Linked DNA regions of Homo sapiens: regions 2 and 3 are each linked to region 1. Evidence: chromatin loops called from intact Hi-C (ENCODE). Cell type or tissue: PC-3. All regions are shown on one strand.

Region 1 (8,000 bases):
TTGCCTTTTCATTGTTTTTATGTCTCAATGTTGTTATCTGTGTATCTGGTGGAACAGTTGCTTCTTCTAGTTTTATGGATTGGCTTTTGTAGGTAAAGACTTTTTTCCTGTAGATCTATCTATAGTGTTGGCTGGTTAGAGTGCCTTCCCTTTGATTTTGGGTATGCACAGTAATTTAGTCTCTATTATTTCTTTGGCTGTAATCAATGCCAGTGGTGTCTGTGAGTTCCTCAATGGCTTAGGTTGTTGGCAGAGGCTGTGGCAAGGCTTTTCTGATGATGTAGATGCCAGGCAGGCTGGTCCTGCCGCTCTGGGTGGTGTATGTGTGCCCTTGGGTGGTGGTAGTGGGCAAGGTGTGATGGTCCTCAGGTCCCTGGGTGGTATATGCAGGTGCTGGCATTGGTGGTGGGGGGCCTGGGTGGGCTGGTCTGAAGGGAAACATTTTGTAAGTAGTTCTGAGAATAATGGAATGGACATTGAAGGGTTCTTGCTGGAAAGGAAGGAACTAATGTTCTAGAGCTTCTATGTTGTTCCATCCTCATCACATAATTCATTATTTAACTCAACACCTGTAGGTGGAAATGGTAGTATCCTAGTTGTAAAGATTGGGAAATTAATAAAGCCAAAATAACTAACTGGTCCAAAGTAATCCAGGTAGTGGTAGAAGAGTCAGGATTTGAAATGAGGTCTTCATCTCTGAAGCCTATGCCAGGCTGCCTCTATTTTCACAACATGAGGTTGACTTAGTTTATCAAATATATTAGTGAATGAAAGAGTAAACACACAGAATAAGCAAGAAACATTTGGTGTAATCAACACGTTTATATTCACAAAGTTCTTGCAATGCATTAAGTACCATGTAATACGTATTAAATGATGAACTGTCTTCTTCAAGAAGTTCTTCTCAAATAAAGAAGGCAAGGGAAACATAACCTAAATACTTATATAAATATAGCAAAAGAGAGGTGGTTTCCTTTATCTATTTGTTAGAGAAAGCTACCTAAAATATAAGGGTTCTTTTTGTATATTTTGAAGAGAGGGAATTTGCATATATATGTTAGAGAATTTTATAACAAAGATGATTAGTAAAGCCCTTATTTTGGAATATGTCAAAAATGATTTCTAGATTTAAGAAATGCATGTCATATTTGTTCTGTGAATGCATTTAAATTTGTAATTTTTTTTTAAAGACTCAAGATGTTCAGTATAGAAAAATTGAAGGGAGGAGTGAATTTTAGTGTATAAGAAAGGAAAGCAAGTTCATAATATCTGAATGCCTATAATAATAATGAGATGTTACAGAGATGTACTCAGCACTATACTTCTTTCCTGTTAACCAACAGCAATTACTAGAAAGAGTTCTGGGTTTGCTGCTGGTGAAAACAATTTTAGATTTCACTAAATGGTGCTCATGGTTGAACCAGGTGCTGTTGTCTGTGTCTTAAAGCTTCATGACCCTAAACTTCTAATGGATGAGGAGATTGAATTATACTACTTTATATGTTTATAAGAAATTTTGGTTTATGAAACATTTCTACTTCTGTGATGTCATTTAATCTTTATGATCTCCTCTGATCTTTACGACAATTCTATGAGGTAGACAGGGTACATATTTAATCCTCAGACACTTTCCCCTTTAAAATGTCTAAACAAAACACCAAGAATGTTCTAATTAAAGAAATTCTGTACTTACTGCTTCTGCCCATCTGTGTATGTGAACAATTACGTAATATTATTTAAACCTAACTTAGTGGGTTCTATACAAATAAAAATGTATATTATGATAATTGTTTTGGATTATTTAATGAGAAAAGTGTTTGTCCTGTTGTAGCCCTTTAGCAGGAAAGGTTTCTCTGGCATGGAGCCTATACATGGCTCCTGACTTGCTCTCATCACTGGTGCTAGCTCTGGTGGGTGGTTGAACTGGGAAGGTTTTCATGGCTTACAGGTAGAAATTCACAGCTCAGATGGTGGGGATTGAGATCTAACATGTAGGGACCATTTTCTTTTTATTTCCTGCCTGTCTCATTCCTTTTTTTCTTTCCTTCTCTTTTTTCTTTTTTGTTTCTACCTCTGTGTGTGTCATTCTCATGTTTCAACTTCTCTTTTTCTTCCTCTTTCTTTCTATTCCTTTTCTCTCATACTTTCTTGCTTTTCTGGCCTATTTTCAAAATACTGATTTTAATTTGAAACTAAAGTTTGTTATGTAGCTATCGCCAGATTTATTGAATAATGTTACTTTCACAGTTCTTAATGTAAAAAGCAGAGGAATCATACTACCCAGTTTTATGGCTTAGTATAGAAAGCCATAGAAGTTAATACTATGGTGTTGGTGAAGTGAAAGACATATAGATCAGTGGTACAGAATAGAGAGTCCAGAAACAGATACATATAAATATGCCAATAGATTTTTTTACAAAGATGTAAATTCTATTTAATGGGAAAAGATGAGTATTTTCAGCAAATTATGTTGGAATAATTGGGCATCCATCCATGCATGTGCCAAAATAAAAAAAGAACCTCAACATAAACCTTATACTTCATACAAATATTAGTTCAAAGTGGATCATAGATTTAAATATAAAACTACAGAACTTTTAGAAAAACAGGAGAAAAATCTTTGTTTTGGTATTAGGCAAAGAGTTTTTAGACATGACACTAAAAGCACCAAACATAAAGGAAAAATATGATAAACTGGATTTCATCAAAATGAACAATTTTTGCTCTGTGAAAGACATTGGATGAGAGGATGAGAGGACAAGCTACAGATGGGGAAAATATTTGCAAACCACATATGTGACAGTGGAGTGCTATCAAGAATATGTAAAGAGCTCATCAACTCAACAGTAAGTAAACAAGCAATCCAATTGAAAAATGAGCAAAAGACTTGAAAAGACATATCACCAAAAGTATGCAGTTAGCAGATGGGCATTTGAAAAGATGTTTGATGTAGTATACATTAGGGTGATGCAAATTAAAGCCCTAGGGAGATACAACTATGTATCTATTAGTATGTTTAAAATAAAAATACTAATGATATCTAGTGCTAGTGAGGATGCAGTCACTGGAAATCTTATACATTGCTGTTGGACACCTAGATTGTTAGTCACTTTGGAAAAGTTAGTTTCTTTTAAAGTTAATAAGTACATTGACTATATGATTCAGCATTCCTACTCCTGGGTATTTATCCTAGAGAGACAAAAACAATGTTTACACAAAAACTCGTTAAGTGAATATTTATAGATTGCCAGTAACTGGAAATAACCTAAACATTCTTCCATGGGTGAATGGATAACTATTGTACATCCATACAATGTAGCACCGCTGGGTGGCAGAAGGGTGCGACTGTAAAGGGAGAGCAGGAAGGAGCGTTTTCGGGAGTAATGGAATAGTTCTGTTTCTTGATTTTGGTGGTAGATACACAAGTGTATACATGTGTTAAACTTGATAGGGCTATACACCAAAAAAAAAAATTTTATTTTACCATATGCTAATAACTTTCTTAAGCTAGAGATTTGCAAAACCTGTATTTGTACCTCCAGTGAAAGAAACTCAAATTTAAGTTGTTTGAGGGAGGTGGCCCTTAAGTCATTTTCTGTGGCCCTGGGAAAAATTCTTTCATCACTACCCAATAGGTCTTTTGGACCCGTTTTAGATACCTCACCTTTAAATTAATGGACTACTTCCTCCCTCTAGTGGACATCTTTTGTTTTTCTAGGAAAGCACAAAACTTGTTAGTGTGATTTTATTTTTCTTTTGTTTTTACTCATTTCATCGTCATGGGTTGTTGTCCTGTGATTAGTTGGATAAGTTCTTAGCCTTACTGGGCATTGGTTTTCTCAAATATAAACTGACAGGGCAACAAAGTGATACCCTGTCTTTACAAAAAGTTAAAAGTTTAGTTAGGTGAAGTGGTGGCATGTACCATAGACCAAGCTACTCCAGAGGCTGAGTGGGGCAGATAGCTTGAGTCCCAGAGTTCAAGGGTGCAGTGAGCCATGATCATGCCACTGTACTTCAGCCTGGGTGACAGAGAGAGACCTTGTCTCATAAAAAAAAGAAAAAATAAAAAAGAAAAAAATGACAGGGAGGACTAGATCTTTAAGATCCTTTTTAGTTCTAAACTTTTATGTTTCCAGGTATGGAGTACCTATCACATGTTTTCCAATCCGTGGCAGTGAAGGATCTAAAAAGGAAATATAATGTGATTCTTTATCTGCCTGACTTTATAATCTCTTTTGAGAGAGAGAGAGAGAGAGAGAGAGAGAGAGAGAGAGTGTGTGTGTGTGTGTGTGTGTGTGTGTGTGTCTGTATGAAAAAGATTCTGCTACTTAGCAGAATCAAGACAGTATTTAATTAATTACCTAAAATAACCCATAACAAATAATCAGTTACACTGGCAGTCATTGGGTTGACATATCTATTTTGTTTGACCAGTATTGTGGTTTAGTCATCAAGTTTTTTCTATCTCCTTTTTATTTTTAAATTTTGTATATTTTGTGAAGATAATACATTTATGTGGTTCGAAATTTACAAAGTGCAAAAGGGCATATGCAATGAAAAGCCTTCCTCACATATCCCTCCCCCAGCCACTCAGTTCTCTTTCTCATAGACACTTAACATTATTAACTTCTAGCACAGTGTCTTAATACATTATGAACCGGAAAGTCTTTAGATGGGGCAAACTCACTCCAGTGGCCACATTCCCCACCATTTCCCTATAATATTATACCAGACTGTATCATGATTATGTTATCTGCCTGGCCATTGTAGGAATTGTGTCTGTGATCCAGTTGGTGTGGACTGGAGTGTTTGGAACCTTATGGAACGGGAGGGGGATGGGGAGGAGAAGGAGAAGGGGAAGGAGACGGAGGAGGAGCAGGACTTCAGCCTGGGTCGGCTAAACAGTGCAGGATCTGGATAAAAAGAAGGGATGGGAAGGAAAAGGAAAGATGGCAAGATCAAGGCTGTCAGTCAAAAACACACAAATAAGCTTCCTGGGAGAAAAGGGAGGAGGATGACCCGGCTGGAACAGAAATCTTAGGTCAGGAAATCATGAGGGATACATTTGGTGGAATTTCTTACATTTCTGACTATGGAGTAGGGTTTTATTTCAAAAGGAGAAGTTATTAAAGCGAGGCATAGTGCCATGCGCCTGTAGTCTTAGCTACTTAGGAGGCTGAAGCCAGAGGATTCCTTAAGCTCAGGATTTTTTTTTTTCATTATTATACTTTAAGTTCTAGAGTACATGTGTACAACGTGCAGGTTTGTTACATATGTATACATGTGCCGTGTTGGTGTGCTACAGGATTTTTAAGGCCAGCCTGGGGAACATAGTGAGACCCTGTCTCTTAAAGAAGAAAAAAAAAAAAAAGGCCGGGCACAGTGGCTGACGCCTGTAGTCGCAGCACTTTGGGTGGCTGAGGTGGGCAGATCACGAGGTCAGGAGATCGAGACCATCCTGGCTAACACAGTGAAATCCCGTCTTTACTAAAAATACAAAAAAATTGTAGCTGGGCGTGGTGGCAGGTGCCTGTAGTCCCAGCTACTCGGGAGGCTGAGGCAGGAGAATGGCATGAACCCAGGAAGCAGAGCTTGCAGTGAGCCGAGATTGTGCCAGTGCATTCCAGGCCTGGGCAACAGAGCAAGACTCCCTCTCAAAACAAAAAACAAAAAAACAAAAAACAAAAAAAAAAAAAAGAAAAAAGAAACAGAGAAGGCAGCTACTGTTAGTGTTTTGAGCAGTGATGGAGTCTTTGTTCTAGAACAGAGTTAATTGAATAATAGGGACAGAATAGATTGTAAGGCAGAGAAGCTGGTGAGGCGTTTAAGGTAACTGGTGAAAGCGATATTGCCTAGATGAGAATGCTAGCCGTGGGGCTGAAAAGGAAGGAAGGGCCTGTGTTTTATAGGCAAATTTCAGGCTAGACCCTGTAACTGCTCTGTATGTAGTCCGTAAGCTTTGTTTGAAGTCTGATTATTTTTGAACAAAGTTTTAAACATATTGTTCATTAATCTGAAATTGCTAGTTACATTTAGAATCTTTGTTAATGTTTAGCATCTGCTTACAGAGGCTTGGAATGTAACTGTAACTGTTTTCAAGCCAATGAACAGTTCTTCAAACATACCTGCAGTGTTTAGTGGGTGTCTAAGTCTTTGTGATGGGTTTGTTCCTAGGTAATCTCTCAAGGATTTTGGAGTCCCTGGAGCTGGGTGACTGTCTCAGAGTCTGTACCCACATCTCCCACAAAGGTCAAGAATGAATGCCCAGGTTGTTGTGGGATAATGATGAAAATATACATAGGGACAACTTGGTTGCTGCCAGGCATTTCTTTTCTATTTCTGTTTCTTGCCAAACTCCTTTTCTATTTTGTAGGAATCCTCATTTGTGTGGGTGTTGGTGGGAGGCAGGGCCCTGTGCCCTACAGTGGAAACCGACAGGGGTGAGACACTCCTGCTTCCTACCCCTGGCAGTGAGGGCTCAGGCATGTCTTCTCCTTGGTCATTTGTATGTTCCTCCTTAGGACTTTGAATCTTGAATGAGGCATGCAAAGGGGAAGGGACAGCTTAGAATCCTCCTGTGACAGACGTGGTGGACTGCAGGAGCAAGGACAGAAGTACACAGAGGCATCCAGAGCTACTGGCAGTGGCTTTAGGACCAGATTGTTCCTGGAGCATGAACTCACTTGTGCTTCCTTCTGTGTGTGCTGGGTGGCCTCCTTTTCCTCCTTTGTCTTATCCGCCACCCCCATCTTGTTTCTCCAGCTGTCCAATTGATTTTGTGTTCTATTTGGTATCTCCAAATTCCTTTATGGTTAAATCAGCCAGAATTTGTTTCTGTTCCTTACAGTTGCAACTAAGAACCCAGATGGATATAACAAGCAATGGCTGTAGAGTGAGCAAGACTGGGGCAGCTTTTTGGGCCTAGGAAATAGCACAATGACTATTATGTGTTTGTGACTGCAACAGATTATTAGGTGTATGTGAAAGCAAAGCAACAGATCATATTGATCTGTAGCAATCACACATATGGGGGATGGATTTGAGTTCAGGATCCTTTGTAGGCACTGAAGCACAGGAGCAGAGTCTACCAAGTATAAGTAGTAGGCCAGTTATATGTGGACCCAAGGTTCAAAGTTATGTATTAAGCTGATAAGTCAAACTGATTCTGGGGTTATGTTATCACTGCCATCTTTGCAAAAGAACTAGTACATGTAGGTGTGTTAAATAGAATGTTGAAATATATTGCCCTGAGTCATAAAAGGTAATTCCTGGTTATTGATAGACTTTTGTTTTATAATGTCCTTTTTTAGGCTTTTTGGTGATTAACTCATGATAATTTCAAATCCTTGGCTTATTCTTCTATCCTGATCCTTCATTTGGGGTCATAGTTCCTGCTGATTTCTTTATCCTTTTCCTTTATATTTATTTGTTTTAAACACTTGGTCTTACCAACTGGCCTTGAAATTTTTTTTTTTTTAATATCCTTACCCAGGTTTCTTTGCTGAGAATTCATGATGCCTAGTTATTATCCACTAGTGTCCTTAACCTCTTTATTCCTGAGTTTGCAATTTTTTGAATTTTTGCAATCAGACCTTGGTGGTGACCTTGAGCAGTAGGATAGAGATGACTCCCACATGCTTAGCGTTCCAATAATGGAACAGGAGGCATAAATGAGTTTAAATGGGAAATGGAATAAAGGACTCCAGAAATATGAAAGGAGCACGGCTGACTGAAAGCTCCCAATTTACACAGAAGAGAACACTCTTTTGGAGAGAACAGGGATTGAACAAGAGTAGTTCTCAGATATTATTGACCTAGAAACAAAATAATAAATATCATATAGGCATTAATCAGTTCTAAACTATAACTTGCTGAGAAGAGTGGTAACTTGCCTTGAGATGTTGGTTGTTAAGACTAGATTTATAAAAGTTGTTGAAAGCTGGGGTATACTATTCCCTGAATTTGTGGAGTTGACAAGCTCTCAAACTAGGAATGGG
Region 2 (8,000 bases), 130 kb before region 1:
CAAACCTAAAGACTTTCACCATTTTTATTTTATTTTTAAAATAAATATTAAACACCATGGTGAAACCCCATCTCTACTAAAAAGAAATAGAAAAATTAGCCAGGCATGGTGGCGCAAACCTGCAATCCCAGCTATTTTTGAAGCTGAGGCAGGAGAATTGCTTGAGTCCGGGAGGCAGAGGTTGCAGTGAGCTGAGATCGTGCCATTGCATTCCAGCCTGGGTAACAGAACGAGACTCTGTCTCAAAAAAAAATAAATAAATTTTATTTATTTATAAAATAAATAAATTTTATTGCGTGTATTTGAGATTTACAATGTGATGTTCATGTTTACTTCCTACTTTTTAATGAAAGGGTTAAGCAAAGGTAGATAACTTCTGCAAGGTTTTTCTGATTTCACTCTGAGTGATGCTAAAGGAAAATGAAATACTCATCTGCTTATTTCATTACCTGAGTGTAAGTAGTAGATTTAGTGTATATTTAGGTTATTTAGATTTAGGTAATCCTAAAATTCTTTCCAAGCTGTGATTCTTGCTAGTATTTTCCATAGTTTTATGTTCCCATATAGGAGGAAGTGAACAAAAACATTTAAAGAATGATAAGTATTTTCATGTGGGTTATTTAGAGGGAAAACATGCTACAAATTCCTTAATCCAATTAAAATCACACTTGTTACAGAAAGTAATGTGGACCGATTATTGTATAATAGTAGTATTGATTTCAGTTCATTATGCATTAGCTTGGTAGCATATGTTTAAAGGCTACCACTTAAAATTCTGTATATGCTTTGAATTTAAGACTATCAGCTCATATGCTTTGTTAGGGTCCTCTTATAGTTTCCTGGCAATTAGCTGCAATGTAGTTCATGTGATGTTTTTCATGGGATAGGGATTTTAGGAGCAGTAAATGGGGATGGGGTGGAGGTGAGTCTCCAGCCCTGTATTTTCTGCTTACCATTCACAATTAAGCCCAGCATAGGGCTTAGTGTGGTGTTAATAAATGTTGGTTGATTGATGAAATTCATTTCACCATCTTGTTCTTCTTACTGCCCTTCACACTGGGAAGCTGTGTGCTATCATGACGAGCATAGACTGGAACCCTGAACTTTGAACACTTCCTCTACAGCTTAGTAACTGTGTGATCTGGGGCAAGTTCCTTAACTTCTCTGAGCTTCAGTTTCCTTATCTGTAGAATAAAGATAATGGTATTTCTCTGATAAGAGCTGCTAGGAAGATTGAATGTGATAATGTCAGTGGAATACCTAGCACAGTACATGACCCAGAACCTTCAGTTAGTGGGCGTTATTGTTATTCTCTTGGATAACTTGGGTAGCAACTCACTATACTCCCTTGCCTCAAGAAGTAGAGACAATAGTTGGTTTCAGGGGATGTGCCTAGTTGTACTGCTTGTGGTATGCTGGGTCAGATCCCTTTGTTTCAAGAAAACTCTGCAATCTCCTCACAGAATCTGTTAACACCTCTTTGACTTTTGAGCAATACTCCAAGATGACTACTGAGGCTGGATGAGAAGGCTGATTGTCATCTGTGGTTCTGCTTCTTCCTTATGCATTTTTGACCCATTTCACAGATTTCATAATAACTCATTATGAAAATTTTATTCTTTTCAGAACCACCGATTTTTAAAACTTTAATCAAGACAGCTTTCTTTTTGCAAAAGATTTCAATAATGAGGATTCCAGGTTGGCACAGGCTGATTTGGGCAACTGAGAAAAGTCTTTCCGACCTTTGTCAGAGAAGTAGCTTAGCTGAGTTCGTTCTTGTTGCCACCTTGCTTTTGAATCTCTTGGTTAATGTATGAAAGCAGAGGAACTGCTTTCATCTGAGGCACACAGTGGCAAAGTTCCCATGGCAGGAAATGTTTGTTCTTACAAATCTCATACATGGTGGTCACAAGGGAGACCTTCGTATTTTGTTTTGCTTGTCTGGGCTTTATCATAATTTGATGATTGTTTCAGTGTGTTTGCCTGACAGCTAACTATCTAAGAGAAAAGACTGTGATGCACTTGCCCTTAGGGACCTTCTTAGTCAGCCCCAATCTACCTGTCGAGTTTATCTCCTGCTTCCCCTCTTTGCAAATCCTTTTTGTACTACAACCAGGCTAGTGGTCTTTTAACAAGTGTTCTCTGAAGTAACAATCCCTGTTTCTGTTAACTGAAAAAAAAAAATTGATATAAACAAAAACAAAGAGTTGATGACTTCTGAGATTGGGAGGGAGGAATGGGGGCAGGTGAGAAATAACTTACTAAAGGGAAATAGAGATTTTTACATTGGAGGGCAGTAGGGAGTGTTGAATGAGAAGAGTGGAGTCAGATAGTGGAGCTGAGAACTTGGGACTTGATGTAATTTAGAATAGGGAAAGGGGAAAAGGTGATGAAAGTGGTATTTTAGGACTATATTTTTCTCTTAATAAGATTAACCCTAAGCGTAGATTTAAGGGATATATGAGTAGAGGCAAGAGTTATCCAGGCCCAGTTATAGTAATACACGTGTCAACCGAAGTTCTGGTTGTTAGCAGTGAGAATTGTGGGGAACATTTTCATTTGAGAAAAGTCAGGTTGTAACAGCTCACAGGTTGGAGGTAAAAGAGCACAGTCAAAGATGATTCTAATGGCTTGGAGTAAAAGAAAAGTCAAGCCATTAACGCCTGTGAAGGTGACGGATCAATAAACCTGTTGGTTGAAGATAGAAGCTGGGCAAGATGAGTTCCTTTTGGGATTAGTTAGGCTTCCTGTGATGGTGGAATATCCAAATTATAATGTTTATTGGCAGTTGGAGAAAATGGACTCTGGCATGGATGAAAGGTTAGGGTTCAGAGTGTAGACTTAGGAGTCATTACCATTGTTTTAGGAACAAGTAGATAGAAAGCAAAGAGAGCACCAAGGATTGAAGGGAGAAATCCTTCAGTGCAGGGGTATGAAGAAAATAACCAGCTAAACAAAACAAGCAAGAGCTGAATGATGGAAAGGCTTGAGGCCAGTGAGATGAATGCTATACTGTGGAAGCCAAGGTCAGGGCTGTGAGAAGGAAGGAGAGGTCAACAATGAGGGACTGCAGGCAGATCAGAGTAGACAAAAACTTAGGATAAGCCTTTAGGTTTAGCAAGAGGGAGGTTCTCAACCTTTGTGTACAATTCCAGTGAGAGAGGAAACCTTTAACCAAGCAAGATGATTATCTGAGAAGAGTCACACCTTCCATGAGGAATACCTTTAGAGATGCTGTGATCCAGAATCCCTGCCATGCTAAATCACAGTCTGTCATATCTACTCAAGAACAATTCCTTTCCCTTATTCCATTATCATATGCCTATTCTTTTTTTTTCCAATTAAATTTTGCAGCTTGTCCTCTCCAGCCTAGAGAGGGCTTGTCACTATTGTTATTGAACAACATAGGTCACAACCAGTTAAATTTTTTTCTATTCCAACACATTTTCTGATGAAAATTAAATATATACCAAGCAATAAATTTGGTTCTCTATTGTCAAACTTAACAGCAAGAAACTCTTTGTTACATTGTACTATTTCATTTTCTCTCAAGATAACATTTTATTCTTTATATTTCCTTTTCTTTATTTAATTAATTTATTTATTTTGAGAGATAGGATCTTGTTATGTTGCCTAGGCTGCAGTGCAGTGGCACAATCATTGCTCACTGTAACCTCAAACTACTGGGCTTCAGTGGTCCTCTTGCCTCAGTCTCCTGAGTAGCTGGGACAACAGGTGTGTGCCATCATGCCCAGTTAATTTTTTAAAAACAATTTTGTAGAGATGAGGTCTCCCTGTGTTGTCCAGGCTGGTTTCAAACTCCTGGCCTCAAGCAATCCTCCTGCCTTGGCCTCCTAAATTGCTGAGGTTAAAGGTCTGAGTGACTGTACCTGGAATTATATTTCTCATTTATGTTTTTTTCTATAATTTATCTTAGATTAAGATTGAGATTAGGTGTCTTACCCTTTATGTTGCTATAAGAGAATACTAAAGAATGGGTCATGTATAAGAAAAAAATTATTTCTTACAGTTCTGGAGGCTGGAAGTCCAAGGCCAAGGGGCTACATCTGGTGAGGGCCTTCTTGCTGGTGGTGCTCTCTACAAAGTCCTGAGGTGGTACAGGGCATCACATGGTGAGGGGGCTCATGAGAGTTGGCTAGACTGGCTTTTATAACAGACTCACTCTCCTGGTAAATAACTCACTCCCTCAATAACCCGTTAATCCATACATCCATGAAGACAAAGGTTGATGGCCTTTGTGTGAGTTATACAGGCCCCAGTTTTTCAGCTTCTAATCTTTTATTCTTGGTATGTCATTATTTATTTATTTTTATTTTTACCTTTTCCATTTCCCCTTTCAGGAATATGTCATTATTTATTAGTCTAACAAAATGTAGTGGGAAAGAGGAAGACACCTTCTACTTATCAGAAAATAAGTCAGATGGACTACTTGCAAAAGACACTGAAGCCAATAAAGAGAAACACTTAGAATGCCCAGTATGCTAATGACTATACTATCTTCTATGCTATATATAGTAGTATATATATAGTATGTGCATAAACACACACATACTATATACTGGTTTTTTCCTTCTAGGTATGAATGTTCATAGTTCAAATGAATAAAATGCAGCTAATTTGCAAAGTTTTTTTTAAAAAAAGTACAACTGACCTTAATGAAAACACATTCCTCAAGTTTTTGAGAATCAAATCTCAGTAAAGAAGATCTTTTGAGAAGATAAATACAGCCTCTCAGTAAAGGGCAGAAGCACAAATAGAATACAGTTAGACAACAGAAAGTTGAGAGGTTGACCTGGTCATGTGAATTATTTACAGATAAATATACCTTATTTACTTACTCTTCTAAGTTAAAATTGAAACTGAGAAAATTGGGCCTTCTTACTGCCCAGTACAGCTATGAGAATTTCTTTACTGATTGACGAATGCCATGGATATTTAGTCCTTGACTCACCTCCCCTGGGTCGGTACTGTGCACAATACAAATTTGCTTAAGAAGCCCTTCCACCCTACCCTACAAGAACTTACAAAATTCTAGGTGAGGTAAAACATATCCACAAATGAAATGCAGTATAATGACTCCCAAATATAGAGGTATGTGCAGGAGTTAGAACCAAAATATTAATAACTAGTGTGGCATGGATGTCCAATGAATCAGATCAGATGCCAGCCCTGAAAAACTGACCTGCCTGTCCTAAAGCACAAGAGTGGAATATCAGTACTGGTTACATATAATGTGCTGTAGGATTGCATATTTGTATAATTTAGTAATTGATTCCACAGAATAATCATGTATAGGTAATGGGCAAATCTATCATCAGTTTTGAATAAAATAATGTTTCTAACATGAATTCTCTGTAGAAGCTTTTTAAGCAGAAATTTAGATAAGCAGTGGGCTTAGAAAAATCCACATGAAAAGCCTTTAATAAATGAATGAATTCATCATCTCCCTTTCCCTTCAGTATGTGATTCCAGTGTCCATGTCCTCACCCATGAATGGGAAATGAAGGTGTGTGTTAAGTATTGAAATATAGCAGGAGGAGGATCCTAGGGGTACTGCCTTAAACTGGGCCAACCTGCTTTTTTAGTTCTTCTGCCCACAAATGTTTTCCTTCATACTATAAGAAATGCTCCATTTTCTTAAGTACCTAAAACATTCAAAGATTCATTTGTGTTAACAAGCCTCAAGTGAAGTTCCACTGGCCACAAATGCAAAGCAGGCAGGCAAGATAAAGTTTGTTTTTTCTCACTGAGCGATAGTTTGAGGGCTGATAATTTGTTTATAGTCATTTTTTCCTGTAGCCCAAGGACATGGAAAGTGAAAAAAAGAAGAATTCAGGAACCTGAGTTGTAGAGTTCAATATTCATACCAAGATTCATTCCACCTCATAGGTTGCATCCCATTCCCTTTAAGGCATTTTTATCTGTTCACCAGTGTATGGAGTTTCCATAATCAGAATCAACCCTGTTGTTCCATTCACCACCTGGAGAAAAAAAAATTAGGATTGTTAGTCTGTTTGCTTCTCCTCCAATGTGAGGCTATGGTTTCTCTATTTTCCTACTTTTTTTCTGATTTCCTGTGAAATCAAAGCTTTTGCCTTAGGCATATACATAAACACTCATGCAATTTCAGCTTCTCCTCTTCCACCAACTTTTCTTGGCCTTACAAATGTATTCAAGATGTTTTTGTCCTTGAAATAAATCTGTCCTTCACTCTACTATCTTCTTTCTTCCTCCTATAAATAAGTATCTTGAGTAACTGGGTCATAGAAAGGGAGTGATCCCAGAAGTCAGTTGAGCTGAGTGTTGGGTCCAACTCTTTATTGGAAAATCCTTCAGAACCTCAGTCGTCACAGCTAGACAAGCTCTAGAAGTCCTTCCATTCAAACCTTCCTCTGGGATAAATTTATATTTATCAAGACTAGCTACTTTCAATGCCTCCTCACTCCTTGGGGCCTGGGTTTGATTTCTGCCACCCAACTGTGTATTATACTGTAGAAGTTTATAAATTTAGCTAGTTTCAAAATTCAGTAGGTTTTTTCTTCATCCATATTCACTCAACACTGGAGAACTAGTTTTCTTCCTTAGATTCTTCGACATACCAATACCAGTTGTCATCTTAACATTCTTTTTCTTTCTTTCATTTTTAAACATTTTAAAATAGAGTTGTCAGACATACACAGAGGTAGATATTAACACCCATGTACTATCATCAACCATTCTCAAAAATTGTCAACATTTTACCAGTCTCTTAATATTATTTTTTAAAGAAAAAACCATTTTGTTCTCATAACATTTCCATCACCCTCCAGAATTGTCTTGTGCTGCACTTTGTAATGAACTCCCCTCCATCCTCCAACCCCAGCAACTTCTGACATGTTCTCCAACTTTATAGTTTAGCTTTCTCCAGAATTTCATAGATGAATTTTATAGTATGTATTCTTTGGAGTCTGGCTTATTTCACTTAACAGAAATACAGTTCAGATTCATCCATGTTGTATCAGCAGCCTTTTTCTTTTTATTGCTGAGTAGTAATTCATTGAATGGATATACCACTGTTTGTTTATCCATTTATTAGTCAAAGAAAATTTCAGTTGTTTATTATTTTGGGTGACTATGAATAAAGTCACTATAAACATTCATGTACAAGTTTTGGAATGAATATAAGTATTTCTTTGTCTTGGGTTAATATTAAGAGTAAAATTGCTGGGTCATATGCTAAGTATATGGGATTTTAATAGGAATTGTGTTGACCAATTTAAGAGAATTGATATCTTAACAATATTAAGTTTTCCAAACCATGAACATGGTATCACTTACCATTTATTTAGGTTTTCTTTGATTTCTTTAATTTGATTTTTCTGCATAGATGCATAAGAATTTTTTCTTATTCTTTGAGTTCATCAATTTAACCAGGATTTGTCTTGCTATTGATTGTTATGCATCAGATTATCTTACAACCTTGTTTTCTCAGTCTGTCTATAAAGTCAGTAGGAAATTATTTTTTGTCATGTATTTGAATATGTTACTTTTTCTTTTGTTGAATCGTGTACTTTAGAAAGACCAATTACCCTTTTATGGGATCATCTTTGCCCTTCTTTTTTTTTTCTATTAGTTTAACCTTTATCATTTTCATTTGAACACTTCAGGTTTTCTTCTATACCTAGAAATCACTGTTTGGTTGTGAATACTCTGTTTCTGGCTGTTTCTGATTTATCTTTTAGTGTGCTAATGAGCTTTGGTCCTCAATTTGTTTCATTGGTCCTACAGTCTCCCATTCCATTTTATTCTTTTTTTTTTTTTTTTTTTTTTTTTTTTTGAGACGGAGTCTCACGCCCAGGCTGGAGTGCAGTGGCATGATCTCGGCTCACTGCAGCCTCTGCCTCCCGGGTTCACACCATGCTCCTGCCACAGCCTCCCAAGTAGCTGGGACTACAGGTGCCCACCACCATGCCCGGCTAACTTTTTGTATTTTTAGTAGA
Region 3 (8,000 bases), 170 kb before region 1:
TTATCTCTCAGAGTTATCATTATGAAATCTATATAAAAAAATAGGAAAACATTTTAAAGCATTTAAATATGAAACTCACAAAAGTACATTCCACAACTTTTCTAAATTTCTTTTTGCCATCTACATATTTATTTAGCACCCACTGTTTGTAGGCTAATATCCTAGGCACCACAGATATAAAGAGAGAGTAGATAAAATATCTTCCCTTTAGGGCTTATAGCACAGCTGGGGAGGCAATGATAAGTATCAGAAAAGATAGGTCACATGTAAGGTGTCTCAGCAACTCTTAACAGAATCAGTTAAGAGCGTGTGTTAAGATGCACATTCCTTGGCCCACTCTCCAGACTCACTAAATCAGCATCTCAAAATAATTTTCAGGAACTTGCATAACATCCCAAGCATTGTGACTCTCAGTAAAGTATAAGAATCACTGGTAAAAGTTAAATCCATATGATACTGACATAGAGTAAGAAGTTGACAGGGTTCAATTTTCTCTTAAAGAATAAAATATAGTGAAAAAAATTGTAATTATTCACAAGGGTTATCGTTGCCTCAAGAGAATACCAGAGGCACTCTACAAATTACTAATAATTTAGTAAAGACAAAGGATTTACAACCATTAAACAAAAATTAGCGTTCTTATATTTACATTTAGAAAATGTAATTTAAAAATACATATACCAGGCCAGGCACGGTGGTTTACACCTGTAATCCCAGCACTTTGGGAGGCTGAAGAAGGAGGTTCTTGAGACCAGGAGTTTGAGACCAGTCTGGGAAACATAGCAAGATCCCGTCTCTACAAAAAATTAAAAAATTAGCCCCCCATGGTGGTGCATGCCTGTAGTCCTAGCTTCTCTGATGCTGAGGCTGGAAGATCGCTTGAGCCCAGAAGTTCAAGGCTGCAGTGAGCTATGATTGTGTCACTGCACTGTAGCCTGGGCAACAGAGTGAGACCCTGTCTTAAAAAAAAAAAACGTTGATAGTAGTGGCAATAATTATAAGGTTCCTAAGAATAAGCATAATAAAATATGTGAAAGACCAACTATGGAGATATATGTTCATGGATGGGTCACCTCAATATCATAAAGATGACAGGTTATCCCTAAATAACTTTAAGACAATTAAAATAAAAATCCTGCCATAGCTTTTCATTGAAAACAAGAAAGAAAGCTTCTTTTCACATTTACATAAAATAGTAAAAGTAAAAGAAAATATAAGGCAGGACACATAGACAGTGGAATGGAATCAAGAGCCTAAACACAGAACCCCGTGTGTGAGAATTTAGCAAATGGGGAAAGGAGGGATAATCTCTTCTCTATTCTCACTCTTGGTGCTCTTAGCCATTCTCATGCCTTTCAGTGTCATCTGGAAACTGACTACATCCAGATTTATATTGCTAGCCCAGACCTCTCTTTCTTGACCTCCAGACTAGTGTAATCAACTACCTACTTGACATTCATTCCCATTTAGATAGGTAACAGGTATCTCAAATTAAAGCAATGCCAAACAACTCCTGACCTGCCCTTCTCCCTACATTTTTCTTTCACAGTTTTTTTTTCTTTCAGTAAATGGCATTTTTTTTCTTCGAGTTACCCAAGGCAAACACCCTGGAGTCATCCTTGACCTCTTTTTTCTCTCTCTCATAGCCCATATCAAATTCTCAGGAAATCCTGTTAATATTACCTTCAGAATGTATTTTTTTAAATCTTCTTTCACTACTACCAACTTGGTCAAAGCCACCTTTATCTCTCATCTGGATTTCCCAAGAGCCTCCTGATCATCGTCTTACTTCTGTCCTTCTTCTCTGCCTCCATACCCCATGCCCTATTCTCAAAAAAGTTGCCAAAATACTCTTGAAAATGTCAAAGTATGACAGTTTTTTACTCAAAATGCTTCCTTAACTCTTTGACCTCATTTCTTACTGTCCTCACTCACTGAAATTCATCTGACATCTCCCCTTTGCTGGTCTATGAATGGAATATCCCACACCACACCCCCAGAGCTTTTAGCCTTGCCATTCCCTTTGAGTGGAATGCTGTTACTGGATAGGCACACAGGTGTGTCACCTTACCTGTTCAAAATCTGGGCTGAAATGCCTGCTTCCACTGGGGCCTTCCCTAACCACTTTAACATTTAACACAACTCCCCACCTCCAAAAGTCTCCATCCCCTTCCCTTCTTTATTTTTCTTCATAGCACTTATCAAACCCTGAACATCACATTTTTTTTCTTTTTTTTCCTCTTTTTTTTTTTTGAGACAGAGTCTAGCTCTGTCGCCCAGGCTGGAGGAGTGCAGTGGCGAGATCTCTGCTCACTGCAACCTCTGTCTCCCAGGTTCAAGCGACTCTCCTGCCTCAGCCTCCCAAGTCGTTGGGACTACAGGCACGCACCACCACACTCGGCTAATTTTTGTATTTTTAGTAGAGACGGCGTTTCACTGTATTGCACAGTCTGGTCTCGAACTCCTGACCTCACGATCTGCCCGCCTCGGCCTCCCAAAGTGCTGGGATTACAAGCGTGAGCCACTGCGCCTGGCTGAACACTACATTTTTTTTACTTCTTTATTCATGTATTGTCTGTCATCTCCAACTAGAATGAACGTATAGTCCCTGAGAACGGGGAATTTGTTATCTATTGAAACTTCAGGGCCTGGAACATAGCAGCACTCCAGTATTTGTTAAATAAATGAATCCATTTGAGCTTCTGCATATTTGAAATTTCATAAGTATATATAAATGGTAAATTGTGATAGACTCAAAGGCTAGTATCATTAGGCAATTGTCTCCCGTTCCCAAAAGACTTCCTAAGTCTACTAAATGATCTGTTTTTAATATGAAAGCAAAGTTATCTAAAAGAAAGGAGAAATCTTTAGTTTTTTTGACTTCGAGATTCTTTGCAATTTAAGCTTTTTTTTTTTTTTTTTTTTTTTTTTTTGCTTTTCTTTCAATGGACACTTTCGAAGTTTTACATAAAAACATTAAAACCTCTTGTTTAATGTAGTGGGATTAAGCTGCCGAAGGCAATCCCTACATGTGAGGAAAATATGCTTCCGACACCCCAATTTTTTTTTTCTCCCTACCCATCCTCTCTGGTGGTCCTGACGCTCCCAGCCCCTTTTTGTGTTTCTTGATTCCATGCTGAGAACTCGCAATACAAACTCAAAGCCCACATTTGTGAGGTGGTTGGGTCAGGACTGCAACTAAAAATGATTATTGTTTTTTAGGTTTCTGGACAGTTCAACACCAGCCTTTGGTTTTGCCTCAGAAGCAGGGAACTTCTCTAGGCCCCTATTTTGCCTTTCAGCTATTGATGATCCAAATCATACCAGCGATTAGGAGGATCATTACCAGACACAAGGCCAGGTACGTTTAAAAAATAAATAAACCAAGCGCAGGTGCACACTCCGAACGCTCATCCCCACCCCCACTTTCCAATCCAACAGTAGGTAACGAGAAATGAATTTTCTAGACTTTTTTTCCTGCAGCAGTTGCTGTTACCAGAAACAAAGTTAGATGATATACAATCTAATCTTCATTGCTCTAAAAGTCCTCTCCCCATGCCCCCCAGGCTGCCTCAATTCTCTAGTTTCTTATTCCTTATAAGCAGGGGATGGAGCTGAACCAAGTCGGCCTTCCCCTCCCAGGGCCTTCTCCTCTTGGTCTGGCTTCCATTTCAGATGCGAATTAACCCTCCCAATACCCTTTCAGAAGCAAGGAGTCCCCTTTTTCTCCGCCTCCAGCCTCAGCTAGGTTTTCCTCATTTCGGATTTTTCTACTGCTCATTCCCAAATGAGTCACGCATGACGACAATTTCCACTCTGCTATGTCAGCCTGGAGATGTCCCCCAAGTGATGGCATCTGCTCTCGGAAAGAAAGGTCATCGGTGCCACGACCAGCCCCGCTAACCCAGAGCGGCCGGTGGGCCCCAGTCCCGAGAGTCAGGGCGCGCGGCGGAGGCGAGGCCGGGGCGGCCTCCGCCCTCCCGGCCGCTCCCCCTCGCGCCGCCCCGGCTCCTCCCTCCGGCCCTCGGCGGGCACCTGGCGGCGGCGGGCAGGGGGCGGCGCTGCGCGCGTCACGCGGCTGGGTGGGATAGCGGGCAGGTGACACCCGGCGGCCTCCTCCCCTTTCCAACCCAGTCGGCGGCCGGGACAGCGGGGGCCGCTGTGAGGAGCTCCGCGCTCGCGCTGCCAGTCGCCGCCCTCTCTCCCGCGCGCGCCCGGCGCTTCGGCTCCGCTCCCTGTGCGGTGAGTGCGGGGTTCCAGGCCGGCGGGCAGGGGCCAAACTTTCCCGGCGCGCGGAGGAGAAGAGACTGGGGAGGGAGGCAGAGCCGAGGGGAACGGCGTCGGGAGTGGCCGGATGGAGGAACTTGGGCGCGGCGCGCGAGAAGTGGGACCCGGGTGCGGGGGCCCCGGGAGCGGGGCCAGGCCCTCCCTGGGCTCGGGAGGCGCTTGGGAAGTTCTGTCCCCGCTGCCTGCGCGTGGGGAGGACCGAGGCCCTTTTCGCCGGAGCGCGGGGCCGCGGCGCTCACCTGCGCCTTCTCGGGAGCCCCCACCCGGCAGCATCCCGAAGGGAAGGTCGGGCCCGGTGGGCGCGCTGCGGAGCGGAGCCTGGACTGGGGTCCCGCGCGGCGCTGGCCCTGCGGAGCGGAGCGGGAGGGGCAGAGGTGCTCGCCGGCGGGACTGGGAGGGAGAAGGACCTGCTCGACCTTGGACGCGGAGGTCATTTTCCCAGCTCCGGGGTCTGGCCTCGCTAGCCACCCCCCCAAATTCCGGAGCCCCTTTCTTTCTGTTTCCTTCCTTCCCCTTTGGGCGCTTTTTTTGCTCCCGCGGCCAGATGAACTTGGGGCGCTGTCCCTTCGGCTCCCCGAGCCGCATCCTGTCTTGGTGGCTGCTGCTGGCCGGGAGGAGGCTGATGAATACAGAGCCGTGGAACAGGTCGTGCCGGAGATGGAAACAGGAAAGCCTGTTGTTTTGTCGTCCCAGGTATCGTTGGTTCTTTGGGAAATGGGCTTTCCCAGGTTCGTTGGGAAATGGGCTTTCCCAGGTTCGTTGGGAAATGGGCTTTCCCCCTTCAAGTCAGAGCTGTTTCAAACTTCACCCGGTGCGGACAGAGCGCTCTTTGGAGCTCCCTGGGGAACTCGGGACGGGAAGGAGCGGGTCTTTACACCTGTCCTGCTCCCAGTGTAGTTAGTCCCGCGTCGACTGAAGAACAGTTTTAGCGACCCGAGTTCCTCGCCAGTGGTCTTTTCCCTCTTGCTACGATCTCCCCTCGGAAAGCATGTTCACTTAACCCTGTGCTCTCGGATTACCCTTTATTTCATTCCTCACTTTTATTGCTTACGTGCTCCGAAAGGGTCATCGATACCTGGTGGCTGCCTCTGCGTTCTTACCACGCACCCGCTTATTCATTCCCTTTCTTTGTAGTTTCTCTTCGTACTACTGATCAGAAATTGGTCTCCCCAAGGTCACCGAGAACTAAATAAAATCCACCCCTCACCCCGTGGCAGACATTTATCAGTGCTTAGGTGCCAGGCACTGATGTCAGTTCTTGTGTAAAAGCTTTTAATCTTCACAACGATCCTGGGAAGTAGATATTAATATTATTCTCATTTTAATGATGAGGTAACTGAGGCACGGAGAGGTTAAGTAACTTGCCCAAGGCCACACCCATCTCAGCGGTAGGAGATTCCAGCTCTGGGGTTCTGTCTCCAGCACTGGAGCTGTTAACCACTGTCCTACACTGCCTCACCTAGAGTTCGTTTGCTCGTCCTTATTTTCTGAAGTCCCGTGCTGTTTCAGGCATCGTTGACCAGGCTGTCAATCTCAGGTCCCTCTTTTCCTTCTTATGTGTCTTTATACTAGTTTAGGATCCCCACACCCTCCCCCTGCCCCCGCTTTTTTTTTTTTTAAGAAAAATAGATTTTTGGGACTTTGTTACTTCATCTATCACCTGTATTTATCTGGCTTAAGATTCTGTGCTTTCCATGTCTTCTTCAGTTTTAGTGTAACGTCTGTCAGTGCACATTATAATATTCCGCTTGGACTTGCCCGGCTTTTCCCCAAAACAGCTCCAGATGCTCATTTCCATTAAGGGTCCTGCCATTATCCTGGTCTCCAAGGTGCCGTGCCATTCCTCTCCCATTCGTTAAATATCTTCTATCCAATTTTTACATGGTGTCTTCTAGCCTTTATCAGTCTCGCCCACTCCCATCCTCTCTTCACCACTCTCCCTCTTCCCCACTTTGAACACATATGCCCTTCTCTGCTATTTGTTATCATCTTTTATGTTTGCTTTGCACAAAAAGATTGCAAACAGCTTAGGACATTAAATCTTCAGGCCTTACAGCTAGTAGTTGCTTGATAAATGTAGAAGATGATACAGTATAAATTTTGGTAGCACACATCAGGCAGGTTTGATGATGGAAATTTTTAAGCCAGGTTTTACAGGAAGTTACGGAGTTTGCATTGGTAAACGTGTAGGAGCTGGTAGACATTGTACATGAAGGGGAGAAAAGCCTGTGTTCACTCCATTGTCACAAACAGGTACCCAGCTGTTCTGATGAAACATTACATTTAGAGGTATAATGAAGCAAATCAGCAGAAAACCATTTATCCTTATCTTGACAAAACAAAATATGAAAACACATAAAGTTAAAAAAAAACCTTTTTATTGAAAAACGTAGCACATACATAAAAGTGCATAAAACATAAATGGACAGATTAACACAGTAGATGTATTCAGCAATAGAACGACAGTGTTATTCTGGCCATAGATAGGCTACAGTCAGGCCAAATAGGAATCTTTTCACAAAAACCTGTATAAGGTGAAGTGGGCCTGGACTGCTCCCAAGAGGCATTGCCAAGAAAGAATTGGCTGTGCATGGAGAGGCTTGAGGAGAGAGAAAATAAGACTGGAAATTGGTACCAAAAGGATAAGATCAGGGAGCCAAGAAGAGAGTTCAGACCCACTGAACATAATTCTACCACAATGAATATTTAACCAGGTTGCCTTTGTCTCTCTCTTTTTTTCTATGCATATTTTCCTTCATCATACTCCATATAGTATTTTAGTATTCTCAGGCTGGGCACAGTGGTTCGCCCCTGTAATCCCAGCACTTTGGGAGGCTGAGGCAGGTGGATCACCTTAGGTCAGGAGTTTGAGACCAGCCTGGCCAAAATGGTGAAACCCCATCTCTACTAAAAATACAAAAGTTAGCTGGGTGTGTTGGCACATGCCTGTAGTCCCAGCTACTTGGGAGGCTGAGGCAGGAGAATCGCTTGAACCCAGGAGGCAGAGGTTGCAGTGAGCTGAGATCATGCCACTGCACTCCAGCCTGGGCAACAAAGGAGACTCTGTCTTAAAAAAAAAAAAAAAAAAAAAGGAAAGTAATTTTTTTTAGTATTCTGTGTTTTCCATATAATACCTAGTAAGCATTTTTCATCTTATGTAATTTTCAGAACTCATATTGTTTGTATTCTAGTAATTATAATGTGATTTACTTAACTAAAACTCTATTGTTGGACAAGTATATTAGCAACAAATTATAAACAACCTAAGTTATAGTAATACTTATCTTTGCAGTTGTATCATTTTACAAGTTGGGACTCATTTCCTAATGATACTGTTCCAGAAGTAGAATTACTTCGTCAGCAAGTATGGTCATTTTTATGGTTCTCAATACATGCTGTCAGATTTCTAAAAGCGATTTTAAAAAGAGGATCAATGCATTTTACCTAACTTCTCTCTCTAGGAAGTAACAGCAATTCAATTAAACATGAACAGTATTATTAAATGTTGTATTAGTTTCCTCAGGCTGCCATAACAAAGTACCACCAACTGGGTAGCTTGAAAAAACAGCAATTTATTGTCTCACAGTTCTGGAGGCTACAAGTCTAAAATTAGGGTGTCAGCAGTGTTGAACCCTTCTGAAAGCTCTGAGGGAGAATTTGTTCCATGCTTCTCCTAGGTTCTGGTGACAGCAGCAATCTCTGATATTCCTTGT

Evidence for each region. Peaks named below come from ENCODE experiments on the same cell type or tissue, not always from the same donor. Only the 100,000 strongest peaks of a DNase experiment are listed, where the experiment ranks them.
Region 2: it touches region 1 in a loop (9-fold over the local background); 2 of 110 quality-filtered maps call a loop at or near these places.
Region 3: a loop joins it to region 1, with 16 times the contacts of the local background. A loop is called at or near these places in 11 of 110 quality-filtered maps.

What each region holds. Positions count from the first base shown.
Region 1 is chr5:60,673,604-60,681,603 of GRCh38, reverse strand. The region is part of intron 2 of DEPDC1B (DEP domain containing 1B); the gene reads left to right. Among named protein-coding and RNA genes, the nearest start is that of DEPDC1B, 23 kb to the left of the region's middle. In PC-3, CTCF peaks have their summits at 3,354 and 3,670 (motif pointing left); a DNase peak (open chromatin) is centred at 3,173; H3K4me3 peaks cover 283 bases; H3K27ac peaks cover 2,006 bases.
Region 2 is chr5:60,807,830-60,815,829 of GRCh38, reverse strand. All of the region lies in intron 1 of ELOVL7 (ELOVL fatty acid elongase 7), which reads left to right. Among named protein-coding and RNA genes, the nearest start is that of ELOVL7, 32 kb to the left of the region's middle. In PC-3, no CTCF peak of the experiment used is centred here; a DNase peak (open chromatin) is centred at 4,989; H3K4me3 peaks cover 589 bases.
Region 3 is chr5:60,840,402-60,848,401 of GRCh38, reverse strand. It overlaps ELOVL7 (ELOVL fatty acid elongase 7), which reads left to right and starts at 4,133. Exons shown (of 9, transcript NM_024930.3): 1 at 4,133-4,242. RefSeq lists silencers at 3,912-4,211, 4,232-4,391, 4,402-4,461. In PC-3, no CTCF peak of the experiment used is centred here; no DNase peak of the experiment used is centred here; H3K4me3 peaks cover 1,875 bases.